Linked DNA regions of Mus musculus: regions 1, 2, 3, 5, 6 and 7 are each linked to region 4. Evidence: chromatin loops called from intact Hi-C (ENCODE). Cell type or tissue: heart. All regions are shown on one strand. Each heading gives the region's core, and the rest is flanking DNA. Links, peaks and the distances in the headings are about the cores only. Region 1 has its middle 69 kb from the start of Gm32643. Region 2 has its middle 220 kb from the start of Gm32590. Region 3 has its middle 52 kb from the start of Gm32590. Region 4 holds the start of Nrp1 (neuropilin 1). Region 5 has its middle 160 kb from the start of Mir21c. Region 6 overlaps Nrp1 (neuropilin 1). Region 7 overlaps A930035F09Rik (a long non-coding RNA gene).

What was found. Hi-C counts contacts between places; a loop is a spot of excess contacts. Peaks named below come from ENCODE experiments on the same cell type or tissue, not always from the same donor. Only the 100,000 strongest peaks of a DNase experiment are listed, where the experiment ranks them.
Region 1: it touches region 4 in a loop (4-fold over the local background); 3 of 42 quality-filtered maps call a loop at or near these places.
Region 2: it touches region 4 in a loop (5-fold over the local background); 10 of 42 quality-filtered maps call a loop at or near these places.
Region 3: a loop joins it to region 4, with 2.9 times the contacts of the local background. A loop is called at or near these places in 2 of 42 quality-filtered maps.
Region 5: a loop joins it to region 4, with 8 times the contacts of the local background. A loop is called at or near these places in 5 of 42 quality-filtered maps.
Region 6: it touches region 4 in a loop (6-fold over the local background); 5 of 42 quality-filtered maps call a loop at or near these places.
Region 7: it touches region 4 in a loop (4-fold over the local background); 10 of 42 quality-filtered maps call a loop at or near these places.

What each region holds. Positions count from the first base shown.
Region 1 is chr8:128,560,083-128,564,539 of GRCm38, forward strand. No RefSeq gene overlaps it. Among named protein-coding and RNA genes, the nearest start is that of Gm32643, 69 kb to the left of the region's middle. In heart, for the core only: no CTCF peak of the experiment used is centred there; DNase peaks (open chromatin) are centred at 2,759 and 3,879.
Region 2 is chr8:128,022,850-128,027,306 of GRCm38, forward strand. No RefSeq gene overlaps it. Among named protein-coding and RNA genes, the nearest start is that of Gm32590, 220 kb to the left of the region's middle. In heart, for the core only: no CTCF peak of the experiment used is centred there; a DNase peak (open chromatin) is centred at 2,562; H3K27ac peaks cover 1,920 bases.
Region 3 is chr8:127,751,862-127,756,318 of GRCm38, forward strand. No RefSeq gene overlaps it. Among named protein-coding and RNA genes, the nearest start is that of Gm32590, 52 kb to the right of the region's middle. In heart, for the core only: no CTCF peak of the experiment used is centred there; a DNase peak (open chromatin) is centred at 2,140; H3K27ac peaks cover 416 bases.
Region 4 is chr8:128,355,846-128,360,302 of GRCm38, forward strand. It overlaps Nrp1 (neuropilin 1), which reads left to right and starts at 3,228. Exons shown (of 17, transcript NM_008737.2): 1 at 3,228-3,787. The coding sequence starts at 3,715. A930035F09Rik (a long non-coding RNA gene) reads right to left here and starts at 2,392. Exons shown (of 3, transcript XR_879381.3): 1 at 1,536-2,392. It overlaps Mir1903 (microRNA 1903), which reads left to right and starts at 3,396; the gene lies at 3,396-3,475. In heart, for the core only: CTCF peaks have their summits at 1,455, 2,369 and 3,741; DNase peaks (open chromatin) are centred at 1,516, 2,066, 2,356, 3,356 and 1 weaker place; H3K4me3 peaks cover 3,833 bases; H3K27ac peaks cover 4,000 bases.
Region 5 is chr8:128,111,367-128,115,823 of GRCm38, forward strand. No RefSeq gene overlaps it. Among named protein-coding and RNA genes, the nearest start is that of Mir21c, 160 kb to the right of the region's middle. In heart, for the core only: no CTCF peak of the experiment used is centred there; a DNase peak (open chromatin) is centred at 2,025; H3K27ac peaks cover 1,953 bases.
Region 6 is chr8:128,435,392-128,439,848 of GRCm38, forward strand. All of the region lies in intron 6 of Nrp1 (neuropilin 1), which reads left to right. Among named protein-coding and RNA genes, the nearest start is that of Gm32643, 55 kb to the right of the region's middle. In heart, for the core only: no CTCF peak of the experiment used is centred there; DNase peaks (open chromatin) are centred at 560 and 2,270.
Region 7 is chr8:128,265,786-128,270,242 of GRCm38, forward strand. All of the region lies in intron 1 of A930035F09Rik (a long non-coding RNA gene), which reads right to left. Among named protein-coding and RNA genes, the nearest start is that of Mir21c, 10 kb to the right of the region's middle. In heart, for the core only: no CTCF peak of the experiment used is centred there; a DNase peak (open chromatin) is centred at 1,696; H3K27ac peaks cover 3,149 bases.

The DNA.
Region 1 (4,457 bases), core at 278-4,277, 200 kb after region 4:
CATTTCAGGGGTCAAACTCAGGTATTTTACCAACCAATCTATCTTCCTGCCTCTGAATGTTTTTAATATAAGATTAAAGATTAAAGCTTCAAGATACAGCTGAGTGGTAGAGCCTTCACCCAGTGTTTGCAAATAAGGTCCTAGATTCCATCCCTAGACTGCAAACAAAATGAAACCATGGATTCCCAGACAGGGATCAGAAGCCTGGACTGTGTTGCTGAGTTATGCTGGCTGTGGGGCTTTAAGAATGCCAGGGGAGCACTCATCCAGGTAAGCAACAGCCACAGCCCGAGCTCTTCAATCTCTTTCATTTTCATGCATTTGTGCATTGCAATGATAAGCCTCACACTGCATGCAACCTCCAACCTCATGTATAGAAACTAATTAGAATAAAAACTGAGTTTTCTATTCCAGGATGCGCTGTTCTGAAAGCTAATATTTACTTTTTAAAACAACAGGTGCCCCTAACAGCCTGTTGTGCCTTGGAGTCAAGTGTCTAAGGAACGGGGAAACTGCCATCTGAGAGCTGCTGACCACACTGGGTCTTTATGTCATGATCCTTCTTCATTTCTTTTCCTTCTGAATTTTCAAGCTGCTTATCAGGGTAAGTCAGCAGTGTGGGGCCCCTTCCTTCTCTCTGCAGAAGGATTTCACATGGCAAGCTGGAATTTCCTTTATTTAATATGCTTGAAAAATCTACAATGCTCTCACTGATTTCTTCCTAAAGTAGGGGTATCCAGTCCCACAGTCATCACTGACAAGATGCTCAGTGTAGGCTCTACACAGCACCATAGTAATTTATATTTCTCGGGGGAGGAGTAAACGCTGACAATTTCTGTCATGCAGAACCTGAACAGCCAGCAGAGCTCAGAACACCCAATGTGTTCAGGAAACGGTGTAAAGGACCCAGCCATGGCCAGAATAGCTAAGCACATGTCAGACAATTACTGAGGTGAGATGATAATCATGAATTAGAAAAGACAATAAAAAAGGGCTGGAAAGAATGGCTAAGTTGATAAAGTACCTGCAATCAAAGCATAAAGACCTGTGTTTTATCCCCAGAACCCAAGCAAAAGCAATCACAGTCCTACACATTTGTAACCCCAACCCTGGTAGCCAGAGAGGGCAGGATGATAGGGGGACTCCTGGACCTCAATGACAAGCCATTCTGGCTAGCCAAATTGATGAACTCCAGGTCCAATTGAGACCTTGCCTCAAAAATGAGGGTAGAGAACGGCTGAGGAAGATACCCAGTGCCAACTTCTGAACTCCATATACAAGTATGCATTCACATTCACAACACATGCACACACATACACACACACCACAGAGAGAGATGGGGAGATTAAGGGAGGGAGGGAGGGAGGGAGGGAGGGAGGGAGGGAGGGAGGGAGGGAGGAAGAGAAGAGAAGAGAAGAGAAGAGAAGAGAAGAGAAGAGAAGAGAAGAGAAGAGAAGAGAAGAGAAGAGAAAATAGAAGAGAAGAGAAAAGAGAAGAGAAGAGAAAAGAGAAGAGAAGAGAAGAGAAGAGAAGAGAAGAGAAGAAGAGAAAATAGAAGAGAAGAGAGAAGAGAAGAGAAGAGAAGAGAAGAGAAGAGAAGAGAAGAGAAGAGAAGAGAAGAGAAGAGAAGAGAAGGAGCAAGGGATGTTCTACTGAAATAGGCTATCCACTTTCTTTCCTCCTATCCAATTATTCATCACTCCAGGTATGGGACCTGCTGTTTATGAAACGTTAATATTTCATGGTAACTAATTACAGCTGTTTTGTTAACATTACCTCCATAAGGCATGGTGCCAGTAGTAATTTTTAATTTTATGCAAATTGTGACACAACTGTTTTGTGTGTGCAGGAGCAGTGGGAGTAGGGTGCACAAGGAGGTCAACTTCAGGTGCCATTCCTCAAGAGCCATCTTTTCTCAGGAGCCATCTACATTGTTTTTTTGAGACAGGGATTCTCACTGAGATCTATAAGACTTACCAATTAGGCTAATTGGTAGCACCAATTATGTGTGACCAATAAACTTCATTGATCCTCCTGCTACCATCTCCCCAGTGCTGGGATTACTTACACAGGCATCACCACATCCAGCTTGTATATAGGTGATGATAGGAACAAAGCTCCATTGCTCATGGTAAGTCTTCAGGCATTCTGCCACTGAGCTAACTCCCAGCCCACATTACCATCTTTTACCTTTAGAAATCAAACCATAACATGGAGTAGAAAATAGATGTTCCAGACTCTGCTTTTATTGAATTTCCCAGAAATGCATGAAACTAAGAAATATTTCCTAGGATTATTTTGTGGAACAAGTTCAAAAGTGTCCCATGGCTGAGTTGACTGAGCTACTTCTGGGTCTGAGCTGGGAGTCTAAAAGCTGCAGCCCAGGCAGCCCAGGCTATCTGAGCCCTGCCCGCACAGGGGAGAGCAGGGAGGATAACACTGCAGCTGGTAGCCAAGACCACCATAGGCTCAGTCTCGAAATGATGAGCTCAAGAAAGAACATGTCTGTTTTGATTTGAAAAAAGGAGGGGTCTTTGACATTCAAGGAGCTGAGGAAATGGAGTTAACCCTCCTGAGGACATGTCAAGGGGAAGCAAGCACAACTGCAGCCCCTCTGGGGCCCTGCACTGGGCACCAGGAGCCATTCCTGACAGAGAGACTATTAAACACTGGAATGAGATGCTCTGGAGGCTGAGGCGACCTCTACTCTTGGCAGGTTTGGAGATTATTAAGTAGATTCCCATCTGCTGGAATGAAAGTCACGGGGTGAATGCTGGATGGCTTTCACAGACCTGGTTCATTGAAGGTCTTCACACCCCTGTGGTTAGAGGAAAGGGAGCGGTAAGTGGCTCTCCACCCACTCCCTTAGACATTTCCTTCCCTGTCAGAACAATAATGTTTTTCTTATCTTTTCTGAGAGTATATGTATCCTGAAGAAATTGCTACTTTTTGTTTGTTTTTTCATAAAAAGTGCCAACTGTATCTGGTGGTTTTCTTTTCTTTTTTCTTTTTTTCTTTTTTAAAAAGAAGTCTCTGCAAGGCAGTTGGAAGGTTTGGACAAAGCCATTGTGCAATAGCCAGCCCAGAGTTTACACAGCCAGGTCTACACAGTTCTTGAAGAGAAATTAAAAAAAAAAGCTAAGGCAGGGGTGGATCTCAGTGTTCTCTGTCAGCAACTTTGGGGATTCTGTCAAATTCTGAGCTCAAGTAAGACTGCTCCTAGCATTCAGTCAGGGTGCTTCAAAGAAAACCCACAGGTTTCTCATAAGTCTCTGGCCTAGAAATGTACAGAGTGGAATACCATGAAAACAGTTTCACAAAACAGGTGACTTCATGCATGCTGTAGGAGAGAGCATAGGACTTCTGTACTTGACAAGGTCATCTTGGGAGGAGGACCAAAAAAAAAAAAAAAAAAAAAAAAGCAAATGAATTCCTCTGTTGATTTATCTTCCCATAAAGAGTAGCCATTTGCACTTTCTGAGCATCAGATTCTTCATCTATGAAATGAGCATTCACGTCTTTTCCTTATTTATAAGGTCACTGTGAAAGCTAGCTGAGAACATGTTTGCAGGGCATGTGATACAGAATATACATCTGGTGTTAATGGTGTCCTTTACCCTGTGGGTAAGGGGACATCTGAATCTCAAACTTAAATGAAAACCCCTGGGAAACAACTGGCAAAAAGATTCCCAAAACTTAAAGGACAGATCGTGCCCATTAAAGCCATCAGCCGTCACTTTCCATCTGTCTTCCTGTAGCTCCCTCTCTCCTGGGCATTCTGTGCATTCCCAGATGCAGAAGTTGCTGTGAGACTCATTAAAGTCATTCAATTGTTCTTTCTTCCCTTCCAGAAGAATTAAGGGTGTCAAGGCCCAGATGCTGCCCTAGCACTTTCCCACAACAGAGACTCCCCCGTTGAAAGAAATGACCTTCTGACCCTGTCCAACTAGAAGGTTGTGGATTTCTTGAGTCAGGGTCACCTAGGGTGAGTTATATTCATAGTTGTTCCTTCCTCAGAGCTGTTCTGGGAATTTGGGAATTACAAGTCATGTCACACACACACACACACACACACACACACACACACACACACACACACACACACACGGTGTACACACCCCGCCTGATCCATACAGAAGCATCTACATCTGCATTCCACATCCACACTTCCTGAGTGCTTTGTTTCCAATTCTAATTTATCTTATACCAATGGGTTAGTCTAGAACTTCAGCCTCCTGCTTACAGTACTTCCCAATGGTCTAGGGAGCTGGCTCAGTTGATAGAGTGTTTGCTTCACAAGCATAGGGACCTGATTTCCATCCACAGCATCCACGTTAAAAAGAAACAATAGTAACAAAAAGACAAGGTGGTGTTCCTGTAATCCCAATGGGGCTGGGGCTAGATTTCAATGGAACTCACTGGCCAGCATCCTTGTTTAATTGTTGAGCTCAATGACT
Region 2 (4,457 bases), core at 246-4,245, 330 kb before region 4:
CCCGGCAATTCTAAATGAGAAAGACAGGTCTTGATTGTCTAAACTGTTTATTCATGATGAAAATGGTGCATACAGCTTACTCAGGGTGGGCCAGAGATTAAATATCTTTTGTAGGAAGGAATGTCCGAAAAGGGAAGCTATTTGGCTAAACTCTTGGGTGGGTTATCTAGGTATCTCATTAGCACGGAGAACTCTAGGCTCTATGCTACATGACTAGTCCTTATGTTGGGTGTTGCGGTTGGAAGCAAATTCGAATGCCTACCATTCTCAATTATGAGAACTACCAGGGTTTCTTAATCTGCTCAACCTACCCAGTTTTTTGTCTACTTGTTCCACAGATGGTGGGTTGGATTAGCAAGTTAAAGGTCAGGTCTGGACGTGTTTACAGAACTCTTGTGGGCTAATCAACCATCCTGTCCTTCTTTAAACTGACCAACCCTAAATTAGGGAAGAAAACTCTTTAGAGACTTTAAAAAACTCCCAGTTCTCAAGGAGAGAAGCTGGGCTTTGGCTTCCTGTGTCCCCCTTTACTTCTTGCAGTCTCCTCTCTCTCTCTCTCTCTCTCTCTCTCTCTCTCTCTCTCTCTCTCTCTGTGTGTGTGTGTGTGTGTGTGTGTGTTTGTATCTGTGTGTGTGTCTGTGTGTGTGTACTCGTGCACGCACGTGTGCTGTGTGTGTCTGCTGCATGCGTGTGTTTTCTCACTCTTGATGAAACCCTCTCTTCAGCTGCTGATTCTGTGTGTTCCTGTTTGCTGTGTTCATGATATCCCTGGCTGTAACCTGTTGTGCTCAAGATTTTTATTGCCTTTTAATTTTTTTAACAGAATTCTTTAGCAGAGAGAAGGAACCCTGATGAGGACCCCTAGCTGGAACATCAGGACATCTTTACCATAAACAAAGTCAACAGTCTTGTTTGAGATTCCCAGGAAATTACTGGGAACACCATGGGAGACCTTGAGGACTCTGTAGCTAAGGACGAGTCAGGGAAAAAAGTTAGCTAATGGGTCATCCATAAAAACAACACAGAAAGGAATCCCAGCCCTTCATGCTCCCTCTGCTGCTTCTCCCTACCCAGAGCAAAGATTCAGGGAAACCTCAGTTAAAATCAAAGAACAAGGAAGAAATGTGTGCTCGAGCCCCTATCTCAGAAATTAAAGCCACAGCCACAGTTAAGTTTTCATTTGATCTTCCAGACTGTTCAGATGAGCATCAGTGTTACCAGAAAAGGGTCTGTGGTCAACAGAGCAAGAATACATTCTACCCAGGAGACAGGATCAGGGTCAAGCTCATAGGAACTGTTGCTTGGGTCTGGTGGCATCATGCGTGAGAGAAATGTAAAGGCAAGCTGCCCTGACAAAGGAAAGGACCAAAAAAAAAAGTTTTCCTACTAACTTTTATGTGCATTCATATTTGTGTGTGCACATGGCAGGATGGAAGCAGACAGATTTGGAGGATCCAGAAGACCCCTCGGGTGCTGTATTGTATGCCTTGCTTTTTTTTTGAGACAATCTTTGTGAGAATTGCTGATTAGACTAGACTGACTGGCCTAAGAGTGTGAAGGATCTTCTTGTCTCTCTCTAGTGCTGGGATCACAAGCACACACTACCATATCCAGCTTTTTATTCACATTTGGCTGCTATGGATTGAACTCAACTTCTGTCTGCAGAGCAAGCACTTTACTGTCGCCTCAGACCTTCCCTAGTATCTTGGATAAAAGTTCTCAAATAACTAACTCTCCTGGGTTAAAATATTACAGTTTTTAATAACAAAACATTAAAATGATAGGGTTAGTGTCTAAAATGACTATGATGCAGAATGACGAATACCCATAAGCCAGCATGCTTGCTGAGTTAACTAATTCTATCCCCCTACCTCACATTGCAAAGAGCTGACCCTGAAGGTGAGATGCTTGCTCTCCAGGGATCTCAGCTGCCTATAGTTAGGGGAAAGTGGCTAAAAGGAGCAGAAGAAGGGACTAAGGAAAGCTGAGTGCTTACCAGGGAAGACTGGATGGACTGCCCAAGGCAGGGGGGGGGGGCGGGGGGGGGGGCGGCTGGTCCTTCTTCTTGTAGCCAATGTGAGAAACAGAATTATAAGAGACCCAGACTCCCCTGCCCCCACCCTGATATCCTAAGAATAGGCCAAAAGAAAAGGGCATGAAATGGTGTTACTGGGAGAAGTGCCAAGACAAAGAGATATTCAGATTTCTGGGGACAAAGGCCATGTGAAAGGAATTTTCCTTTCAACACACAGACACACACAGAGAGACATAAACACACAGAGATACACACACATACACACACACACACACACACACAGAGAGAGAGAGAGAGAGAGAGAGAGAGAGAGAGAGAGAGAACACTGTGTGGCTGGCAGAATGAAATGAATTAGCTGCACTGCATCAACTTCAAATTAAAATAATTTCAAATGTAGCAAAAGAGAACGTGGCAGCGGGCCACCGTCTTAAACAGAACACATGGACAGGGCCTGGGAATGGAAAGCAGAGCCATTCCAAGTGAACCCAGAACACGGAGCAGGGGCTGGAAGAGCCAGTCCAGGCTGCAAGCAGCTGGGAGCTAAATGTTTCCTCCTGGGCCACAGAGAAGGGAGGGGTGTGGGGACTGGAGAGGAATGGAAGCCAAACCATCCATAGGGCTGGTACAGGGCCAGATGGCCACCAACCAGAGACATTGGTTCTTGTGACTCGGGTCACTGGGCAGGAGGGGCCTGAGATCTTGACATAGGGTAAAAGACCCAGAAGAAGAGCAGACCCTGGGCTGAGAGCTTCTACAGCCTCCAGGGGTCTGCACCCTGGATGCCAAAGCTCCCCGGACAGGAAATGAGTGAGACTCCATTAGATTCCAGAGGAAACCTCAGACTCTGGCAACAATAGCAAGAAAGAAGGCTGGGCACAGCAGTTTGTTTAATGTGGATCTGTAAAGGTCAGGGTTAAATGTTTGTGAAAGTTCTCCAACAGGGTTGCACACATAGACCTTTGGGGACGGAGGGAAGACATTGCCTCATGCACAGCCCAGGCACCCAAAATGACTTATATCTAGAAGACTGTGACCCTTGCTGTACAGAAGGACCTATGGCCGTCCACACTCAGAAGGAAAAAGAGATCTTTGGTATTGTTTTATAATCCAGGGACAATTTTCACAGTGATGCAGAGAAAGACCAAGGGTTTAAGGCCAGAGCTGAGGAGATAAAATGAGTGTTATGAAAGCATGAGAACCTTGTGTCCACATTAAATAAAAATAAAAGGAGCAGGAGGAAGAGGAATAGGAGGCGATGGAAAGGAGGAAGAGGAAGATATAAGGGCAGAGGCCAGCATTATCATAATCCCAGGACTGGGACAGGAGGGTCCTTGGGGCTCCTCTTTGTCTGTGAGGATATTTCCAGAGAGGTCTCACTAAGGAAGGAAAATGTCTGGTCTAGCCAATTGGAAAGCTCTAGGTTTAGATGATGCATAGATAAAGAAATAGATAGATAGATAGATAGATAGATAGATAGATAGATAGATAGATAGATGGTCAAAGAGCTGAAGCAATGTCTCTGCTGTCAAGAGAGCTTGCTGCTCTTGCGGAGAACCTGCTATTACTTGCACTCACATCAGATGGCTCACAACCATCTATAACACCAGTTCCATGGGATCTGATACTCAATACTGGTCTCTAAGGATCCCTATACACATCATGTGTTTCATGTACAGACTTGAAGACACACACACACACATACACATAAGATAAAAATTAAACAATAAAGAGTACTTAAGAACTTTACCTGATGTTGACCTCTGGCCTTTACATATGTGCACACACAGGTACACAGACACATTTACTTGGGTATATACAAACACAGATATACACATACATACATACATACATACATATATACATACACACATGATGCATGCATACATATATACATACACATCAAAATGAGTTTTCAAAAATAAGTTCCAAGTTAGCCTGGGCTACACAGTGACAGCCTATCTCAAAAACTGAATTAAATAAATGAATGAATGAATGGTATAGGATATTAATTTTATTTGGTCAAGGTTACCTTATCTTATTTTGAATTTTAAAAAAATCTACTTCAAAATATATTCACAGTACCTGGCATCTTACTCACATAATCCTGATCTGATAATTTCTCAGTAAATGGCCGCTATTCCATATCACTGTGAGTCCAGCCTGCCCTTCATAGACTTGTGTTCCCTTCTGTGGAACCAATCAAGCTAGGCTAAGAATATTTGAAGAAACAATCGTGTCTGTCCTGAATTATATTCCTTTGCTGATTGCATAAGCAATACAGCAGTATGGAAACAAGGCATGCATGCTAAATTGGCTGCTCTCAGTCACTTTGAGATTTAAATACACAGAAGATGTGCAGAGGTTACATGCTGCTTTAGTGAGTTTCTCTGCTGCTGGGATAAATCACTCTGAGCAAAAGGAT
Region 3 (4,457 bases), core at 111-4,110, 600 kb before region 4:
GCCACGTATGTTAATAAGCCACATTATCCTCACAATGGCTATACAGGAGGAACATTTCCATCAATTAAGACTTGACTTGGCTGCCTACGAGAGAAAGCTCAAACCAATGCTGACTTAACTCCTAGTGTTTATTCTATCAATATTGAAGGGCATGTTAGTCTCAGGGCAATATAATTTTCCCTGGTGTCAACAATGTTCAAGTTTTGCTTTGCTTCTTCAGCATATTTAGAGTTTGACTTCACTTTTAGACCCTGCAATGACTGCTGGAGTCCCAGCTATTATATTTACTTTCTGAAAACTAGAACGGGACAGAGATATAAAGGATATCTTATGACCTCCTCTGCTTAGAGGAAGCCTTTCTAGAAGTCCCATAAACGTTTCTCTCCTTACCATGATTAAATTCTAACACATTAGTTCACATCTATTTGTAAGGGAGACTGGATGTGTCTTAAAGTGAATAGAAGCAGTTCTGAGTGTCTGGGGTTATGGGTAATTCAGTACAGTGAATGCTGTGCAATCAGGAAGCCCTGAATCTGGATGCCCAGGAGGCACATAAAGGTTGCCCATGATTGCATGTCTCTATGACTAGCACTGTGGAAGGAGGGTATTGTGAAAGGAGACCCATAGAACTTATGGGTCAGTTAGTTCTAGCCAGTCAGTAAGGGCTGGATTTCATAAGCAAACCCACTCCCACCCTCAATATTTTATTGATTCTTTGTGAGTTTTATATCGTGCAACCCAGTCCTACTCATCTACCTGTCCCCTGTTATCTGTCCTCTGCCCTTGCAAATCCCAGAAAATAAAAGCACACAAGCAAACAAAAATAAATGAAATAAAACAGGGCATAGAAAACCTCCAATGGAGGAAGCTGTAGTGTGTCACAGTGTGTCCCACAGTATACCCCTCTGTTCACACATCTTCATTTGCAAATGTTCATGGCAGTGAGTTCATTGGTCTGGTTCGAGGTCTCTGTGACACCATCACAGGGTCACAGGGATCCTCACAGGAACTTCTCCTGGTTATCCTGTTGCTGTCCTGTGTCATGGAGATCCTGCAGCTTTGGATTGGCAGGACTGGCCCTTTCATGTGCCCCAAGAGTTCACAAATGATGTCGATTTTGGGGTGAGCCATCTCAAAGCCCTAAATCTGGACCTGGGTGGTAGCTCAGCTGGTTAGCCTGCTAACTCACCCTTACTTGCACCACCAGGGTGAGCTCTCTAGCACTGCTCCCATAGGCAGGAGGCAGGGCTAGCTCGCCAGGCTCTCATGCTCTTGAGGCAGGACTTACCCACTCCCACACATCCACAGCCAGCTCCACTGTGCAATCCAGGCAAGGCACAGGGCCCACTCTCCTAAGTGCAGGTTTGGGCCAGTGCTACAGGTCCTTCGTTCCCGTGGCGACAGGAATGACACAGACACCAAGTCAGGTTCACGAAACAGCTTCATTACTTGTTCTCCTTCTTGCAGCTTTTCTTACAAAACTCCCCTTACAACAGCTTCTCTTACTACAGCTAGCTTCTACTTAGGGCAAGGGCTAAAACACTATATCGTGCTGACTGACCTCCTTCTAGCTCCACCCCACCTCATCCAATCAGAATTCACACATGCTCCAGGCACAAGCTCAGGTAAGTCACGGATAGGCTGACAGGTCCGGATCACGAGGAACAATCCAGCCTGGCAGGCAGCCCACACATGCAGCCTCACTGTGCATGCTCGGGCAAGGCAGTAAACATCTTGGTCCATGTGGCTGCATCCGCTTCCCGCAGGCCAGCTCTCCTGCTCTCACCCACTCAGGGTGGGCTCATCCACACATTAGCCATTAAGACCAGCTCCACCATGTCACCCAGGCTAATGTGACAGCTAGTGAGAGTCAGGAATAGCTCTTCCACTCTCAGAACCCTGTGGTCAGCTCTCTTGACTGCCCCAGGTAACAAGGAAGAAGGCATCACCTCAGTGCCCATGCCACCTTATGGCTGAGGAGTGGCAGGGCCAGCTCACCCTCACCCCCGCTACCAGAGCCAGTTCCACTGTGCTGCCCTGATGAGGCTCAGGGCCTACTGCAGCTGATGAGATGTGAGGTCAACTCTCCAGAGAGCCACAGTCAGTAGGGGGTGAGGCCAGCTCTACACAGCCTCTGGACATCCACATGGTCCCTGGCCGGCTGCCCAGACTACGGACATCCTCATGTTCCCCGTGTAATAGACACTGACCCCTGCTGCTACATAGCCATGGACCCAGACATGGCCCTCAGCAGCAACACAACAACTCAGACTCAAAAGATAAGGTGGAGACAGACAAAAGACTTCTGATGCCCACTTTTGCCCTCTACTCACTTGAAAGAACACACACACACAAACACACACACAGAGACTTTCTTTCTCTCTCTCTCTCTCTCTCTCTCTCTCTCACACACACACACACACACTACACACACTACACATATTCATGCATGCACACACATTTTTAAGGCATTAATAGTAAAGGAGAATGAATACATTTTTGCTGAGTCAGCAAAATTCTCAGGCTTACTTGTTCCACCTTTGGTTTTGGATGTGTGGGCATCTGGGCTCTTCATGTTAACCAGGTCAGGTTTCCAAGACTATGCTTTGAATCTGAGAGACCATCCCTGCTTCTCTCCCAAAGTGGTGAAGGTGAAGCCCTACTCTGTGCTGCACACGACTTCAAATCTTTGAAGTCATCTTGACTTTCAGCTTTGGAGAGCCATTCTGTTTCTAGAATCTCACATGTAGACATAACTGGGTTAGTTGTTAATGTTCATACCTTGGAATATTCACAGAAACCTTATTCATTCTATGGAAAAACACAAAAACAACCAAAATGCCCCTGAAAGAAAGTAATTAAATTACTAAATCCTAAAACATTGATATAACCCAACACTGTGGCTACTAGAAACGTGTTCTTTGAGAATACTCACAGGCAAGTGTGGAAAAGCTGGTACATTATATTAAAAAGACTGAAAGTAGTCATCACTGTAATGCCAACTGTATGGGTAGGAAGCCAGCAGCACAGAGAGACTTGGGGTGTCCCCATCAGAAGGGTGGGAAGGTTCTTCTCACTGTTTCCCTTCACTCATGCTACTCTGAATTTAACATGTTTGTGTGACCAGTAGGTTTTGCTCTTGTAGTTAAGAAAATCTCACCAGCATCAATTGGAAATATGATTTCTCCCCAAAGATAGACATTCTTAAAATGATTGGACTGCTTGTTCAGCACGGTCAACTGTGACTAGCAGTTACAGCAGCATGACTTCATAAACATTTACAGAGTGCTAGTCAGATACAAGCAACCATGATTCTAAAACTTTGAGGCATGGCTATAGATAAGCAAGTCAAGAACCTCAGTAGGGTTCTTGTCGAAGAATGGTGCTCGCTGGAGATGGTGCTCATGGGAAAAGGCTGTGGCCCATGTGACAACCCAGTGCCAAGGACATCTTCAAGACTGGTTAGGAGCTCAGTAAAGTATACTCTTGTTTGTGTGGGTGGGGGTAGGGGGGTAAGTGGTATCCAGAGGACTACATTTGTTGGCATTCCTCAGGAGATCTCTCTCTCTCTCTCCCTCTCCCTCTTTCTTCTGTCTTTCTTTTCTTTCTTTCTTCTCCTTCCCTCTTTCTTCCTCTTTCTCTCTCTCTTTCTTCCTTTCTCTCTTCCTTCCTTTCTTTCTTTCTTTCTTTCTTTCTTTCTTTCTTTCTTTCTTTCTTTCTTTCTCTTCCTTCCTTCATTTCTTTCTTTTCATTCCTTCTCTCCTTCTCTCTTTCTTTCTTCTTTCTTCCTTTTTTCTTCTCCTTCCTTCTCTCCCTCTCTCTTTCTCCCCTTCTCTCTTTCTCTCTCTCTCTTTCTCTATCTTTCTCTCTAGGTTGGCTAGCTAGCCCAAGCATCTTCCTGCCTTTACTTCCCTGTCTCTGGAATTTCTGATATGCATCATCATATTTTATTCTTTATGTAGATTCTTGGGGTGAAACTCAGCCCATTATACTTATATGGCAAGTATTTTATTAACTGAATCAACTCCTCAGCCCATGTACTCTCATTTCCAAAAACAAACATTTTCATCTGCCTCAGTGGCAGAGCGGTTCCTCATGCAGGCTGTTCCTCAGTGGAACTGGCTACTTGGTCTCTTTATGTAGGGTCTTAGAAATTTAATTGCCCATAGAACCCATTAAATAAGGTTGCCATCTTAATTAAAGAGATGACAATGGTAGGCCACATTCACCTGTGGCACGAAAATCCCAAGAAGTTTCTGAGGTGCTAAAATGTCATTTATACAGCAGTGATCTGATCTGTGTTCATTGTTGATACCACCGTTAGCCAGGGTTTCAGGAAAAATTATAATCCTGGTTTCTCTTTGGTTGGCACCCATGAGAATGTTGAGCTTCTTGGGTACAAGGTACTGGAAAAATGTTACATATTCTGCTGAGGTTGGGGGAGTCATCAACAACCT
Region 4 (4,457 bases), core at 222-4,221:
GACCTTGAAACCCTGATCCTCATGCCTCCTGTTCCAGAGTGCTGGGATCGGGGCCCCATACCACCAAATGTGTAAACTGCAGTTTCTCTTCTTCCATGTTAGATGTTGGTTAGCTCCTAAGAATTCTTTGTTTCTTTATTGCCATAGGTTTGACTTTAAAAACAACACAATGCATAATCTTGACTGCACTTGATGTGGTTTTGAGCTACACTGGGATCCCCATATTGTACCCTTGAGAACTAGGTGGTCCAAAGGCCTTCTGGGAGCAATGACTCTCTTATTTCTAGCAAAGTGATGTGGCTTGGTGAAAGGAGCAAGGTTTTTCCACCCAGCTAGTTCATACTGGCTGTGCTCAAACAGGCCCCAACCTCAGCAGCCCCTGAGGTGGAACTGACCATGGACAGCCTCTATCCAGCACGGTTAGGGCAGCAGATAGATAAATCACCCGAAGGTAGAAGCAGACCCTGTCTCCTAGGCAGATCTGTGATATCAAGAAGAGGGATATGTGCACGAGACCAAAATAAAATCAAACTAGGAATACTGCCAAATTCTTCCTCTGTCTCACACTTGCTCTCCTATAAAGCCACTCTGTTTCCCTGGGTGGAGAAGTACAGGTATCTAAAATGGCCTGTCTCTCTTGATGGGATCCTATGGCACAGGAAAAGGTTGTTAACCAGAACGGTTAGCAGTATACCTACGCACTAGCTGGCAATTATTTATTAGAGTGGCTTGGCTCCATTTCTCAGACCCACTGTGGAAAAGAAAAAGTGTCTAGGAAAGCCTCAGTTCTGGAAAATGAGAAACAATAGCTTTAAGTATGTTTCCCCTAAAGTACACACAGGGCATGCCTTACAACCGAGAAAAGCTATCAAGAGAACTTAGGGGCTGAGCCAGAAAACTAGGAGTCTTTCACTGGTTCCCCAAGCTTCTTGTTTCTGGGTATGGGGAACTGTCCCTTCCAGGGCGCACCAGTTGATCACTCAAGTGTCCTAAGTGTGCCCCTTATCTCACCCGACCCAGGGCAGATTGGTTAAATACAGGCTTCAGCTTCGCCTGGGCTAGCCAGGCAAAGGGGTTCCTCTTCGGAAAGAGACAAGGATCTGGATCTCCACAATTTTGGCCTGGTTTCCCTCTTATGTCGACTCGCCAAGTCCGGCGAGGCGCCTGTCCGTTGGACTCCAGGACTAGGGTGGCGCGGGGTCACCCTGAATCTAAGGCTTGCCCAACATAGTTGGAATTGGCAAGGATGCGCCCGATGCCTGGCGCAGGGAGGCGGGGACACGCGCTCCGTGTGGCACATCGCCAGGGCTGCCGCCCCCCCCCCCCCCCCCCCCCCGCCGCCGCCACTCTCGTTCCCCTAGCTTTACCCTGGGCGCGGCTATCGCCTAGACCTTGCCTGCAGAGGGCCAACGGCCTCACGACTGCCCCTTCCGCTCGACTCAGGCGTTTGACTCCCGGCCTTCTGGCACGCCCAACCAACCCACCCGGAGTTCCAAAGGGTCGGAGAACCAAAGAGGAAGCTAGGGGCGACTAACCGGGGGCGCTCCGGGGCTGGCTCTCTGCACGCAGGGTTGGCGCTGCGGTGGGGCAGGGAGGGAGAGGCTGCGTTGGAGGCGGGGCTGGTAACCAGGGCCGGAAAGAAGGCTGGACTCTGGAGCCAGTGGGTCCTGCGCGGGAGCCCAGGAGGGAGATCCGCACAACGGACAAGCCTCAATTCAGCGCCCAGCCCAGACATCCAACGCAGAGTCCTGGCCTAGGGCACCAGTGTCCTGAGCGATCTTTCTCCCTGAATGACCCTAGTTTTTCAGCCAAAACCTTTGACCAGAGTCTCCTTGCCAGCATTCCCAAATCTTTGCAACCCCTTGTACCAGGTAGGAGTCAGTCTCTGTGGTGGCAGTATGTCTATAAATGCCACTTCCCAGAAGGCGTATGACCTTTTCACCTTACCCACCAGCTCCTTCGGAGGTCATTGAGCCCGGTATATGTACTTGATCAGAAGCCTCAACCAGTTTATGTCCCTGGGTGTCCTTGCTATTCATAAACCAAAGCCACCTGCTGCAGTTCTCGGAAAGCCCTCGAGGATGGAACCGGACTACATGGGGGAGGGGAGGCACTGGGCAGACACCAGGGACGCACCTCGTAAGTGGGTGGCGTATGAGGCTGGAGGATCAGTAGACACAATTGCCTGTAATCTAAACCTGGCACTAGGAGACCCTTGCAAAGATCATCCTGTCACCCTCACAAGGGGTCGTTGCCAGTCTTATCCTTCCCTCGGTGTGCACAGAAATGGGTCCCTCGACCCCTGATTCAGATTCTTGGAGTTCTACGTGGCTGGTCTGCGACTGTTGGCGGCTGCCCCCTAGCTGAAAGGCGCGCCACCATCCATCCTCCGAGCTCATGTAACCCCAAAGAAGAGGGGACCAAATCTCGGGGAACAATGCAGCCTGAAGCGTCAGGGGTGGGGATGGGGGTATCAGGTACCCATCCTCGCCTTTATGCACGGCGAGGAGACCTTGTTCCGCTGCAGCCAGGGTCCGTGCTCTAAGAAAGTCTGCCTATGCTTTACGTGGCAGACTGGGTCACAGTTCTCTAAGATCAACAGCGTGTCTCGCAGAACAACCAAGGCGTTCTTCTTTTAGTCTAAGTCCTACTCGGAGCGTCCTGGAGCGCCCGACTGCTTCCTGCCCCAAACCTCAGGCTGACACCCAGGAAGTGAAAGCGGGGACTGACAGCGCGATCCACGCCTCCGGGGGCGCCGGTACCTAGGGATTAGGAGTTCCGTGAAGTAGCAGCTAACCCCGGTCTCTCGGAACTCCTTGACTCCAGGATCCTCGCCTACACGAGCAGCCTAGTTCAGTTCTGGGGTGCAGAGATCTCGTCAAGGTAGACTAGCCTGCCACTGGGGCTGGTACCACTTGTACTGCCCCTTCTGACACACATACGTGACCTTGCGCTCTGGGCGCAGACAACCTGCTCCCTAGTGACCTTCTTCCCGCGGAGAGCACAGCAGGGTACCCGGAGGTGGGGTGGAGGGGGGAGCCCAGAGGACCAACCGGGAAAGCACGCGGAGAGAAACTTGTGTCTCTGAATCTCCAGCCAGGCAATCACTGGCAGAGCTGTGCGGGGAGGGGGCGGGAGGAAGGGAGGGAAGGGCTCTGGGAGGGAGGGGGAGGTCGGAGAGAGAGGCGGGTGCCAGTGGAGAAAGTCCTTGCTCTCCCGCTCATCTTTTCATTGCTCTCTCTCCTTCCCGCAGACAACCCGGACCTCCTCTGGGCGCCAGCTCCTCGGCTCCAACCCGTCCAGAATCAAGCGGGATTTTTTTTTTCTTTCCCTCTAGAAATTGGCTTTGGTGTGTCGCCCGCCCTCTCCCCTCCTCCTCGCAACTCCTCCCCTCTTTTTTTTCCTCCTTCTTCTTCTTCCTGAGACATGGCCCGGGCAGTGGCTCCTGGAAGAGGAACAAGTGTGGGAAAAGGGAGAGGAAATCGGAGCTAAATGACAGGATGCAGGCGACTTGAGACACAAAAAGAAAAGCGCTTCTCGCGAATTCAGGCATTGCCTCGCCGCTAGCCTTCCCCGCCAAGACCCGCTGAGGATTTTCTGGTTCTTAGGCGGACTTAAGAGCGTTTCGGATTGTTAAGATTATCGTTTGCTGGTTTTTCGTCCGCGCAATCGTGTTCTCCTGCGGCTGCCTGGGGACTGGCTTGGCGAAGGAGGATGGAGAGGGGGCTGCCGTTGCTGTGCGCCACGCTCGCCCTTGCCCTCGCCCTGGCGGGCGCTTTCCGCAGCGGTAAGTGACAGCCGGAGACGGGAGCAACCAGAGTGCCCGGGGCTGCCGAGTCCCCTCGGGCGAAGGGGTTCCAGCCCCAGCCACGGGACTTCCAGCCCCAGCCACGGGACGCGCGCACGGCTGCCGGGCGCAGGAAACTTGCCTGCGCAAGGAACGGAGAAGTCAGGGCGTCTGGGGCAGGAGGACCACAAACCCTCGGCCCCCTGCTCCAGTTGGTTGCTGGCTTCTCCTGCCTCTGTTTCGAGACAGAGCTGCCTACCTTCCCAGATCAGCACACCAATTATCTTAATAATGTTTCCTCCCAGAGGCAATTAAATGAGACTCCCTTTCAAAAATCTGATGGCTGCTGAGAGTTAATGAACACTTCACCGGGAGGACTTCCTGGTTCTCCTCAAAACACCCCTGCTCGGTTTCCTCTGGTGGGCGACACAGAGAGATAGCGGTCAGTCTTGGCGCTGGAACTCTCCGCTGCCTTTGTAAACCGTCTGTGATCAGTCTGAAGTATGAATGAAAGTCGCACTGTCAATAAAGGCTTTGGATCTATTCAGTGTGAGGTACCAGCGTGTCTGAGAATTCGTAACCCTGTTGCAGCTTCCAGTTGGCTTTTAAAACCACTCACTGTTAAGTAAATGAAAGGCAGTCCTGGGTATAAACAGTGCCTTGGAACATA
Region 5 (4,457 bases), core at 200-4,199, 240 kb before region 4:
CCATAGCTTTAACTTTCATTATCTGTAAAACGGAAGCAACATGGATGGGGGAGGGGGTGGAGAGGGGGGGTACAGAGGCAAGGAGAGCTCAATTGGCAAAGTGATTGTCTTGTATGCCTGAAGACTGGAGATTGGTCTTCCAAACCCACGTAAAATGTTGAATGTGGAGTGTACAATTATATTCACAAGACTGGGAATCTGGAAACAGAGGGATCTCTGGGACTCACCCACCAAACAACCTTTCCTTGTTAGCAAGCTCCAGATCCCAGTATGAGATGGTCTCAACAGTAAAGGTAGATGGCATCTAAGGAAAGACATGTGAGTTTGTTTTCTAGCCTTAACACACAGATACACACACATATACAAACACACACAGACACACACAGACAAACACAAACATACACAGATATACACACATACACACACATACACACACAGACACACACAGATGTGCACACATACTTATGCACCAGCACACATGTACACACAAAACAGAGGTAATAAAGCAGGCCTTCTTTGAAATACACCTAGTATGACAAATTCATAAGTGTTCAATAAATGCTATTACTTTAAAATTAATAAATATTGTAAGTAGTTGAATGTAGTGGTACACACCCATAATTCTAGCATTTGTGGAGATGAGAAATGATTATTTTGAGTTCAAGACCATTTTGGATTGCATTCTCTCTCTCTCCATATATATGTATGCATATATATATATATATATATATATACATATATACAGTGTGTCTACATATATAAGTACATCTATTTACATATTAATATATAGCATTATGTGTATAATTATATTAAATAGTTTAATGGCATTTAGAATGCCTTTCTTTCTCAATCTATTCGTAGACCCAGAAGGTTAAAAAAAAACTATAAAAGTTTCTAATGTTGGGAGCCAATGAAGTCCTGAGTAAATAAATGTGTTTTGCTAACATGAGCATGGCCATGTCAAGAACCCAGTGTCTCAGACCCATGGGACTAGTAAGGCCTTCCTTCCCTGGGTCAGGATCAGAGGGAATAACAACGTTTTCCTCTTGTCCCAATTTAGATGTTATGAATGACTGATTTTTATCTAAAACCAGTGAACGCAGAAACTATCAACTACAGCTTTCTCCTCCCAAGTGACTGTAACTTGGAACTGCCCCCCTAAGAGACCTCTTACTGAGATTAGCTACATTTCTCCCCTTCCCTGCTGCATGCAGTAAACCTGCCTTTTAGCTCTGGTAATTGGACTGAGTTTCTGGATTACTGGTACATCCCCATCAGTTGCATGGCACACCCAATCCCAGAGTTTCTCTATATAGGTCCGTGTCTAACCTTCCTTCAGTCCCTTGTAGCCCCAAGCAGGATCAATCCCTAAGCTATGCAGGTCAAGGCATTCTATTTATGGCTACACATTTGTCTTTTACTCATTTCCCTTAAATGATGGGCAGTATCTTTACCCAAATAGCTAAATCAACCGGTTCCCTTCCTGATCTGCCTCCAAGCAAGAACACTCTGCAGGAGGAGGGAAACTGCACATTTCTCAGTGTTGTTTCCCAAATGAGCAGTGTCAGATGCAGAATCCACCTTTCTGATGATGACCTTGCCCAGTGAAAATTAAAGACTCATTCATCTAGAGACAGCCAAATGTAAAACTACACTTGTAAAATAACACCTGCCAAGTTACTGCCCTTCAGCGACTTGGCAAACAGTAAGCGGATGAACTCAGAACACTTAGGGATTCAGGCTTTCAGAAGCCATCATCCAAGGTGGTACATGGATCTTTCTGAAAGGAACTTCCTGCTGGATTTCTTTGCTGTGGTTTCCTTCCCACGCACCTGAAGCTCATGAAAGCAAAGAGTACATCTATCATGCAAAGTGGGACTTGTCTGAAATAACTGGAATGAAACCAAAGTTGAATGCTAGGAATGCTCACCACAGATACTGAGCATGGACCCAGGAGATGACTCATTAATATCTGGCACTGGCTCACAGAGGGTCAGAGACAAATCTCATACTCACAGCCTCTGTGCCAAGTCCTGATTGCAGGGTGTTCACTGACAGCCTTCAGCAGCCTCACCAATCTGACTGGAGCCAAAGGTTCCAGCCAGCAAGGTCAGTATGTCCTTCCCTATGTTGCTTTGTCAAGACTCAGAGTGAAGATGACTGGAAATGCTTAGCTAATTGAAAAAAATTCTTTTTATGAGTGTCTGTGGAGGGGGTGGGTCATGTCTGTGTATGGGTGACCTGTTCTATGTGTTTGTGTGTGTATGTGATTGTCAACTTTGGCTGTTGCCTCTATTTTTCTAGACAAGGCCTAGACATCACCAAGTAAGCTGAGCTGGCTGACCCAGGGATCCTACTGTGTTCACCTACTCAGCATTGGGGTTACAGCTGTGTACCTTATGTCTGTTTTTTGTTTGTTTATTTTTACAAGAGTTCTAGGGGGTTTGAACCCAGGTCCTCATGCTTGTATGGTAAGCACTTTAATGACTAAGTCTGCTCTACAGTCTCACTTAGCTCGTATTTAGTGATCTTCTCCTTAAACTATATATACCTTGTATTTCCTATACGATATATAGGGCCCTGGAAACACAGAGCAGAGGTCTCAATCTCCTATCCATCCTTGAAAACATTCTGATCTTCACCATCTATGGTGCCATCTCTAGCCCCATGTCAACTTGACCCAAGCTGGAGTTATCACAGAGAAAGGAGCCTCCCTTGAGGAAATGCCTCCATGATATCCAGCTGTATAGCATTTTCTCAATTAGTGATCAAGGCAGGGAGGGCCCAGCCCTTTGTGGGTGGTGCCACTCCTGGGCTGGTGGTCCTGGGTTCTATAAGAAAGCAGGCTGAAAACTTTATATGCCCCAGTACAGGGGAACGACAGGGCCAAGAAGTGGGAGTGGGTGGGTAGGGGAGCAGCATGGGGAGAGGGTATAGGGGACTTTTGGGATAGCATTTGAAATGTAAATGAAGAAAATATCTAATAAAAAAATTAAAAAAAAAGATATAAAGCAGGCTGAGCACGCCAGAGGAAGCAAGCCAGTAAGCTGCACCCCTCCACAGCCTCTGTATCAGCTCTTGCCTCCAGGTTCTCACCCTGTGTGAAGTCCTGTCCTGACTTCCTATGGTGATGAACAAACAACAGTGTGGAAGTATAAGCTTAATAAAACCTTTCCTCCCCAACTTGCTTCTTGGTCATGATGTTTTGTGCAGGAATAGAAACCCTGACTAAGACCCCTCATCATAGCCTGACAACTTTGTTGAAAGAAATATGTTCATCTACCTCAAGGCCCAGTGGGTTGGTTTTTTTTCTTTCTTCTTTTTCCCCAATGTATAAACTTCAAATGATAATTGTCTTGGTTTAGTTTTTGTTTTGTTTTGCCTCTGAGATAAGATCTTACTCTGTATCCCTAGCTGGGCTGGAACTCACTATATAGAAGGAAGCAGCCTGAAACTCACAGATAACTGCTTGCCTCTGCCTCAGAGTCCTAGGACTAAAGTCACAGGCCACCACACCCAGCCCCAATGCTGTTTGTTCTTTAAAAGAACAAAAATGACTTCTTTGTCTAGCTGTCAAGATGACAGATAACCTGGTTGTGCCAGGAATGCTTCACATACTCTCTGACAGGGGCTTGATCCTCTAAATGTTCCTTCCAAACTCCCAGGTGCGTAGAACTCTGCCTTAGTAGTTCTTGTCTCTTCTGCCATTGGCAGTGTTGATAGTATTTGAAATCTCTTAAGGAATCTATATAAAGTTCCCGTTTATTCCTAAAGTTGAATTTTTGTTTCTTTTGGTCCCTGGAGTCTCTGAAATCAGGGCACATCCTATGGGCCCTTCCTGGCATCTTTCCCACTTCTAACTTAAGGAAGAGCTTTAGGACACCTTGGTATTGAGAGAATCCATTAAATAAAAGCCAGGAAAGGAGGAAGGAAAGCAATTGCCCTGGTTACCACAAGGGCTCTTGGATTGCTACTTTGTATCCCCTGTCTGTTCCTCTACTTCAAGACTAAGAAAGTTAAAAAGGTCATCTGAAATCACAAAACCTCTCCTGTTAGCAATCCATATTAACCCTTCACATGGTCATTCCACTTTACCTTCAGTTGTTTGGAAGCAAATCTGATTTTAAAAGCCCACTGCCCATCAAGGACAAGTAATAGCAGAGAGATGACAACCCATTATGAAACAGCTGACAAAGTAACTGGGGGAGAGAGCTGGGTCCTTGCTCAGAGTCCTGATCATGAAGCATGTGCCCTGAGCAGCCGATGTGTTTATGTATGAAGAAAAATCCAACTTTTGCCACCCAGGATCACTCCATGGAAAAATCACACCAACCGATCCCACCTCAGGTTAACATCGAGCCCTAGACCAGGGGATGAATCAAATTTTAAAACCTGAACATCTCCCCCAACAAGGGTAAATGTATCTGGGCAGCCTCCATGGAAAGACACGTACCTTC
Region 6 (4,457 bases), core at 164-4,163, 79 kb after region 4:
AACCATCACACCACTACCCAAGGCCCTGTGCTTGGTTTCATGGAGTCTTATGTGAAAATTTTGCTTATATGCCAATCAATTGGTGGAAGAGTAGGCAGAGCCTGTCTTTCATTTATTGCCTGATATATAAAAGTGACTAACTCCCAGGGAGAAGAGTCTCCATGCAAGAAGAAAGTGAGATGGTTTATCCTCTCTTCATGTCTGTTGAAGTTTCAGTCATTTGAGCACAAATATAGTATTCTGTTTTACTTTGCAAAGATCAATATTAGTTTAACATACACTTAAGTGAAAGAGCCCATTACAGGAAAGTGAACTCATGCTAACCTCTGAATGATAACACTGAGCCATGTGGAGAGGGTGGGAAAAGATGAGGTCTCACTCGGGATGGCTGAAGCCTGTGCTAGATGAAGCCAGAGGTGAAGTTAATTTGCTCACGGTAGCTTGTCTTTCCATGTCTCCAAATCCAAAGCAGCTCCCTTTGAGTGACAGACACAGCTCTGAAGGAAGCTTGCATTTTTGCAGTGCTAAGCATGTCTGCATGGTAATGCACTTCTATTCTGGGTAACATAGACATTACTCAATAACAGAGACCCTGTGGTCCTGCAGGGGTTCTGAAACTGCCATAGTCGCACTTCTTCTGCGTGAAACAGTTCTTCATTGGCAGAAATACAGAGACAAAATGGGCATTCCCAAAGCACTTATCAATGGGATGGGATCTTAAGAATGCTCTCCAAACCTTTCTCTTGTGGGATAGTGGAGCCAGGAGAAACATGGAAATAACACTCCCCAGGATTGTTTCTATTTATATTCTTCCACCACTGGACTGCCTGAGTGCAGGGGGTCAGACCTTTACATACCGGGCTGAACAAGGGGTGGCTGTTATCTGAAAGGCAGAAGAGGAAGGACAATTACTGAAGCTGTTGAAGTTCCTGTAAAAGCAGTTCATGTCTCAGTGCTATAGCTTTGCCACACAGCCACGTTTAGCCTACCTCTCCATAGGGAAAGGGACATACTATATTCAGTGAATGTACTAATAAGAGTGGCATCTGTCATAATCTCCTTCCCATTGTTGCTTGCCTCTGAAGTGACCTGGCCACTTAACAGCTTTTGGACACTATTCTTTTTGAGGTAGACTCTCACATAGATCAAGATGCCCTTCAACTCCCTACATACTTGAGAATGCCCTTGAATTTCTGAACCGCTTGCTGCCCCATCCCGAGTGCTGGAATTACAGATATGGATCAAAACACCTGGCTTTATGTGGTGCTGGAGATGGAAACTCAAGGCTTCCACCCTTTCAATTAGCTTCATCCCCAATTCCAACACAGCACAGATTTGATCCAATCCCATAATCCTGGAAAGAACTGAAACTCCTTCATTCTAAAAGCAGAGACACTGAGGCTGAGGAAAATCAGCAAGTAGTCAAGGTGGGACCCTGAACTTGGGAGCAAAGCATGCAGAGCTTCCAGAGTGACCTGCTTCTTAACGTCACCAAGTGTGGTGACTTTGTCATTCATTCTGTTTCACATACCCGGTCACTCTCATGAGCACCAGACTCTGTCCTCCTCTCCTCTCTCAGTGAAGATGCTCCTGTTGGCTATGTGTAGAGACTTTGCCCCTCAGTGGCTATGAAAGGTGACCATCATGAAAGCTGAGCTTCTCCCTCACATTGAGGTAAAATGGTCTTCCTTTTCCCTTGGCCCTCACAGCTCATTTACACACTTATGTCTGTGTTCACAGCAGGAGCAGTTATCATCCACCCCTCACCTAATTATGAATAATTTCATGTGCTTCCAGCTTTTCTGAAGCTTCTTGGAAGTGTTTGGCTGGTTGTTTTCATCAGATAGATGTTTTATAAATTAACCAACAAGTACAGTGTAATTCAGCAGATGAAGGGCCGAGGCAGGCGCTGCTAATCACGCAGCATAGCACGTACAGCAGTACACACGTACACTTCTATTTTTATGCACATGATTATGCAGATGACATTTGTCTTGATTTTCAGCTTTATCCCATTTTGCATGAAATATGCCCCCACAAAACACGTTGCTGTAGCAACAACTAGAACAAATACTTGCATGTGTTAAGTTAATAAAGCAACATTGGAAACTGGCTTTCCTTAAAGACAGGAACAGCCTTCGGTTCCCATTGTTTTCTCTAGGAAATTACCAAGTAACATTTAAAAAAAAAAACAACAATGCATCGTTAGCCATGGATATGAACGTCCACACTGGCACTTCCTGTGAGATCTGTTGTCTGCAGGAAGCTTCAAAACAAGAGAAGGAGCCGCCTGGTAAGACGGAACATGTAGGGAAGTCCCGACTGGAAGGTTCTCCAATGGCCACACCCTGCTCAAGGCCACTTCACAAAAAAAAAACTCTTGTCAGTGAACACAGTTGAGCACACTATAACACTGTTCCCCCAGAATACTCCATTCTATGGTCTGTATTCTAAGGTACTTATTAACCATAATCTTTCTTTTTCACTGTATCCGTGGTACAAATAAAATCCTTATTTTTGTATACATCATTAAAGTCTAACCTTAGACTTATGGAAATGAAGTCCTTTCCTTACAAAACAGTGATGTGTCATTTAGTCACTGAAGCACCTCCAGCCATAGCACTAAGAATCTCAGAGAAACACAAGCTGTGTTTTTCTTTTCTTCCACAAAAGTACATATCATGTTGCATTTGTTCAAGAAACATGGTCTCATAGATACTAACTATAGCCATTCACACACAAAGCAGAATTTAATTTGTTAATTATTCCAATGTTTTATTAATGATGGTGTTCCCCACACTGTAAACAGATTTATCCTTCCAGCTTTAATTAAAGCTCTTGGGAGCATTTTCCTCAAAACAACTGTGACTTTCCCTGATTAAAATGCCAGGAGATTAAAAAAAAAAAAAAAAAAAAAAGCAAAGCTACAGCAAGAGACACAAGACTGGGTGGGAAATGAACTCTGCTGATCCCAGATAAATAAAAATGGCAGCAGGGAATAATCGATTATGACCACTGCCACCCCCAACCCCCAGTGATTTCAGAAAAAGAATTATTTGATAAGCCAGCTTATTCTGAAACTTCATTCTTCTCTAAATAGGAAAGCATTGTCTTTTGTAGGAAAAGAAATTTTGTAACACCCTATTTATGGCTCCAAAGGAGCAGAAAGCAGTTGGCTTCATAGCCACATTCTGTTTGTTTCGTAAGTTAGCCCTAGTGTGGATTATTCACACCTGAACAAACCTCTAGGAAAACAGTAGTCAGTTATAACTTGCTGGCATTGGAATCTGAGGGAACCTGAAGCATGGGACAAGGACTGGGCAGATAGCTGTGCAAGCATGAGGCCTTGAGTTGCCCCCTGATCCTATGTTAAAAAGCCTTCTATAATGGAAGTTGTCTGCAATCTCAGCACTGGTGAGGAGGAAATAGGAGGACCCCTGGGGCTTGCTGCTATCCCTGTCTAGCCCATTTGGAGAACTCCAGGAAAGTGAGAAATTCTGTCTCAAAAAAACAAGGTAGACAGACTCATGCTTCATCTCTGACTTCTGCACACACACCATATACACACAAGCATTGAATTGTCTTTTAAGAGAAGACAAAACCAGTTGGACTTCTTTCAAGGACCAAACGAAATAAATGTTTCATCCTTCAATCAACATTAATATACATTTTAATCATCTTTTAGGTAGGAAAAGGTGCTTGCTTATCCAGTTCCAAGAGATGGATTGGAAGTCCTTGCTTTGCAACCTTGAGAGTATTCTTCAAATTGAAAGTTAGAAAGTGACGTGATTTATCATAAAGATGTAGACAGCTATTTATGTTAACAAATTTTAGACAGTGTTTTCTTTCCCTTTGTGCTTTCTGGACCGATCCTTTGTTCTCAGTGCTAAGTATGGAACAGGTACCTCATTTGAAATCATTTTCAAGTTTCTAGAAATTGCCAGCATCTTTTGGGTTTACAATCTGTAATGCTTTCTTCATGATCTCTTCCATCTGCCAAATTGACTAATCCAGAATGTGTATACAGCAGGGTTATTCTGACTGTAAACACTCTGTGTTTATACACCAAACACTCTAGGGGGTGCATTAACTCATTCAGATCATTAGCAAATTGCTGAAATTACAATAAAATGATACTTTATAAATCTGTAACTAGAGAACTGACAGAAATAGCTCACTAGGTTTCCCAAATGTGGAATGGTGCCTGTAAAATATAGTCTTAGCCAAATTAGGAGAGTACAGGTGTTCAGTTCAGTGTGCATTCGTGTGTGTGTGTGTGTGTGTGTGTGTGTGTGTGTGTGTGTGTTACAACTAATATTAGTACTCTAAATGTTTGCCTGGAAGGTATATAAATTTTACTTTAAAATATTCCTCCAGGTCAATCTTGGCAAGTCCTTTTACTCTGAACCTACAGACTTCTATTTACCAAATAGACCAGTTTTTTGCACAGGTCTGAT
Region 7 (4,457 bases), core at 113-4,112, 90 kb before region 4:
AAAGATTTTTTAAGGGATTAACTTCTTAAATATTTGTGCATTAAGAGGGCTTACACTTTCATTTTACTTAATTTTCAAGGTTATCTGGCTCTCTCGAAGATTTTAAAGTAAAGGGTTTTTTTTTTTTTCATTATAGAGGAATGGAAAATTTAAGTAATTATAAAAGCTTCAAAGTAGAGTGAAAGATGTTTGAGAAATTGATACATATAGACAATCTCCTTCAAGTTTCCCTCCATTTCTCTCTCTCTCTCTCTCTCTCTCTCTCTCTCTCTCTCTCTCAATGTGTGTGTGTGTGTGTGTGTGGTGCCTGAGATCAACCTCAGATGCTATTCCATAGACAATGTCTACCTCAGTTTTTTGAGACAGGTTTATTACTGACCCAAAACTCACCAAGTAGGGTAGATTACTGGACAGTGAGCCACAGCTACCCATTTGTCTCTACCTCCCAACCGCTGATATTACATAAGCATGTGCCACCATGATCATCAGCTTTGTATGTGGGTCTCTTCAGGCTTGTAAGGTGAGCTGCTTTACAAACTGGGCAATAATCCCCCACCCCCACCCCACAGGTTTATTGCTTTGACTCACAAAAGCTTTGCATACAGCCTTAGCGCTAGTTTTGTGAACCTCTAAAATACATCTGTCCACTGCATTCATGGCTAGATTGCCTTTCAGAGCTCAGCCCAGACCTCTTAGCTATAGTGCTGGATCAGCAGCCCTAGTCAACAGCTTCCCTCTGTGTGGATGCTTCAAGTGTGCTTCTGGCTTTAGCTGCTTTTGTTTCCCTGGGAAAGTGTGGGTGGCCCCTTCTGACCTCACTGCAGACCTTGGCTGTGTGTCCCCAGAAGCTCCCAGTGTCTGGCTATGGCACGTATTTACTTACTCTCCTCACCTGAGACTGCTGTACACTTGGTACTCCCTCTGTACTTTCAAAGTCACTCTTGTCCACTCTGACAGACAGAATAGCTATTTTCATACAGCTGTGTTTCCTCTACTGTGGAGATTCTGGCATCTGTTCTTCACTTCTCCGCAGCACTTCTCTTCCCTCCTCATCTCCAAAATCACAAAGATTCATTCTTTCAAAAACCAAAATTTAGATGGAGTCTGATGTACCCCAGGTGGCCTAGAACTCAGCATGTAACCAACAGTGACTCAGCTGGTGATCATCATACCTCCCCCTTCTGAGGGTTGGGACCACAGGTGTTGTTCACCACCATGCTAGGGGATTGGTGGGGTGCTGGGGGTGGAACCCCAGGGCTTCCTGCATACACTCTATCTACTGACCCACACTCCCAGCCCCTCCCCTCATTCCATGACGTTAGAATCAACAGATGCCCCAAGCTTCACGAATCATCCAAAAGCTCTGATCAGCCTGGACATATGCAGAAGACCCGATGTGGGGGACACACTGAAGGCATTTCTTCAGAGCTGATGGAGCAGTCAGAGTCAACTGGCAGCTATCCCCTCAGCCTCTTGCTTCCTAGAAGTGCCATCCCTCAAAGCTTCGCTTTTGATTATTTATTGTCACATAAACAGTCCAAACATCTATCAAACAAACAACCTAAATGTGAACCCTGTTTGTTTCCTCTGATCCCTTCTCAGCTGTCAGTAGCACCTCCCCTCTTCCCAGGCTCAGGAGCAGCAATCATCCATTATTACACTTCCTCCTCAGTCCCTGTTCATTCCCAAGGGGCTCCCCACTCCACTTCCTGAACAGCAATCCCACAAACAGAGCGTTTTCTTTCTCACTTCCCGCAGTGTCTCTAGTTTAGCCTAAAGTAATTTCCTGCTGGAACTGTGGAGAACCTTACCTCCCCACCACCAGCTCTCCCGCTTATCTCTTCACTCCTGGGAACCTAAGATTTTAGTAACAAAAATGTCTTATTTTCTCAGTTTCTCATGTTCCCAGCCCCAGATGTGTTCTATCCATGGGGGATTGTTTTTCTTTTAGATTCCCAGATTGGTTTCTCACTTCTCAATCATCTCACAATATGTATAGGACCTTCCTTTTAAATAAAATTAGTATTTCATAATATGCCTATCTTTTATTTTTTAGCTCATCATTCTTTTCTTAAACTCCATGCTGCCCCTGATATGAGTGGCTGGCCCCAATACCACAGCTCTATGTCAGTTCTTCCTTACAATTCAGAGATTCTCTGCATTGTAGCATATTGGAATTATAGGTTAACACACACACACACACACACACACTCATACAAACTGTACCATATCCTCTTCCAGAACTGTTTATTTATATACAACAAAGACTTATTTTGTTGCTAAGTCGTAAATACATGGTTTCTAAACACTGGTTATTTTGAATCACAACAAGCATGTCACAAGATGTGATCACTGCTATTTCTTTAAGAACACTTCCTGACCTTAGACAGGAAATGGGAAGTGGGCAGCCCTAGAATAGCTTTAAGGAAATACTGTGTTACAGAAACTACTGTGGGGATAACATGGGCCATTTCCTAGCCCAGGTAAAGGCAGGAGCAGAGGAAACCTGTCTCGGCTGCTTCACAGGGAGTATTCATACAAACTGTAAAGCGCCATTCTGTTTATTTAATGGCAGGACTTGAGGACCAGGGAGTGATTTGTCTAAAGTTAAGTGAGGGAGCTGGCTTGGTGCCTACTGTAAGTACGTGACACTGGACTCTTTGAGTCCTCGTCCTTGCACCCGAGTCTCTTCAATATGGTGTTTGCAGTAATGTTTCTGGTGGAAAAGCCTGCTGGGTTCCACAGAAGTCCCTGTTTCCTCTGTTCGAAAACTCATTGGCCCCTTTGTGGCACTGTAGAAGGGCTTTCTCTTACTATCTCAGGTGCTTGCCATGTTCATGTATGGCCCGGTTTTGTTGGCTTCTGTGCCTGATCACTTTGTCTTGTTGCTTCAGAGCTGTAGCTTGGAAAGTACCAAGAGCAGATCAGCTCCCTGTGTGGCCAGGAAATGAACAAGATAAAGGGCAGAGGCCCTATATTTTCCTTAAAGGGTGCACCCCTAACAGCTAGAAGACTTCCTACTACTTTTCTCATCTTCATTTCTGACCACCTCTCAAGGGGTGATCTAACCTTCAATCCATGGGCCCAGAGACATTTCAGATACAGACAAAAGCAGACTTTCTCTTTGGTTCCTCCCAGAGCTGGACAGTACAAAGATGGGTAGAAATGGCCAATGCTGTCCAATTATTACAACTCCATGCTATTCTAGAGACTGCTTCCTGTTTTAATATAGCCCTTCCTTCTAGAACATCCCTTAGAACTCTGTCATAACCGCTTTCACTGCTTAACACCTTGGGTTTGAATATGCAGTAGCAAAATAGAGATTTTTCACTGAAGCAGTTTCAAAGTCTCTTCTAAGACAGCAAGGAGCAGCGTGAGGCTCAGCCCCAGCAGCCCCAGCAGCCCCAGCAGCCCCAGCAGCCCCAGCAGCCCCAGCAGCCCCAGCAGCCCCAGCAGCCCCAGCAGTGTGATAGGAAGATGGAAGCACCCTCTGTTCTTTATGGATCACAAAGGCCTGAGCTAATTAGCGTTATTAGAAAGCCAATTAGACATACATTTTATTTCTCTGTGTGGTGGAAAGGGAGTATGCAGAAGCTGACTATGGAGGAGACACCTTTGCCTGTACTGTTGTGGACACGGTGTCTGGAGAAGACGGAGGGAAACTAGGTGGGGCCTGGGGGCTGTGAGATTCTCTTTCTTGAATATGAACTGGACCCAGTGCTCACACAGTCTTAGACTGTCTTTGGTGTACAACGAGCTTCTTTGCCTCATTCCCTGTTTTCCAGTGAGTTTCCCTTTTAGCTCATCTCCATTTTATTTTATTTCTTTCAGTCTTGTACTACTGGATCGTGTTGAATTCATGTTAAACACATTGTGGCTTGAATATGAAAAGTCCCCCAAGTAGTGGCACTCTTTTGGCAGGTTGTTGAACCTTCAGGAGTTATAGTTTTGCCACTGTGGGTCTGGAGGTACCATGCCTTCCCCTCCATGTGGACTGCAGTCTTCAACTGTGAGCCAATCCTTTCTCCCTAAGGTTGTTTTTGCAGTGTGCTTGGTCACAACAACAAGAAAACCCATACACCTCCTCTTTATCTATATTTGAGAACCATCAATCATTTTCATCCATCCCTCTTCCCATCCAGCCATCAAGGGGTTCTCAACCTTGTTGGATGCCCCTCTGCATCTCTATTAGCTGCTATATCTTGTAGTGAGCTTCAAGATTATTTCTGACCTTCCCCTAAGAATCTTTGACCAGTTATATTAGCTAATGGAAGCAAGAAAATCAGACTTAAAACTCTAATAGCATCTGTTATAAAATATATCACCTCTCTCTCTCTGTCTCTCACACACACACATCTAACTATGTGCATCCATCAGATTTTTACTTGTATGAACAAGCTTTCATAGCAATCTATGTGCTAACACAGCTCCGAAGGGAGACCCCCCCTTTTCTGTGA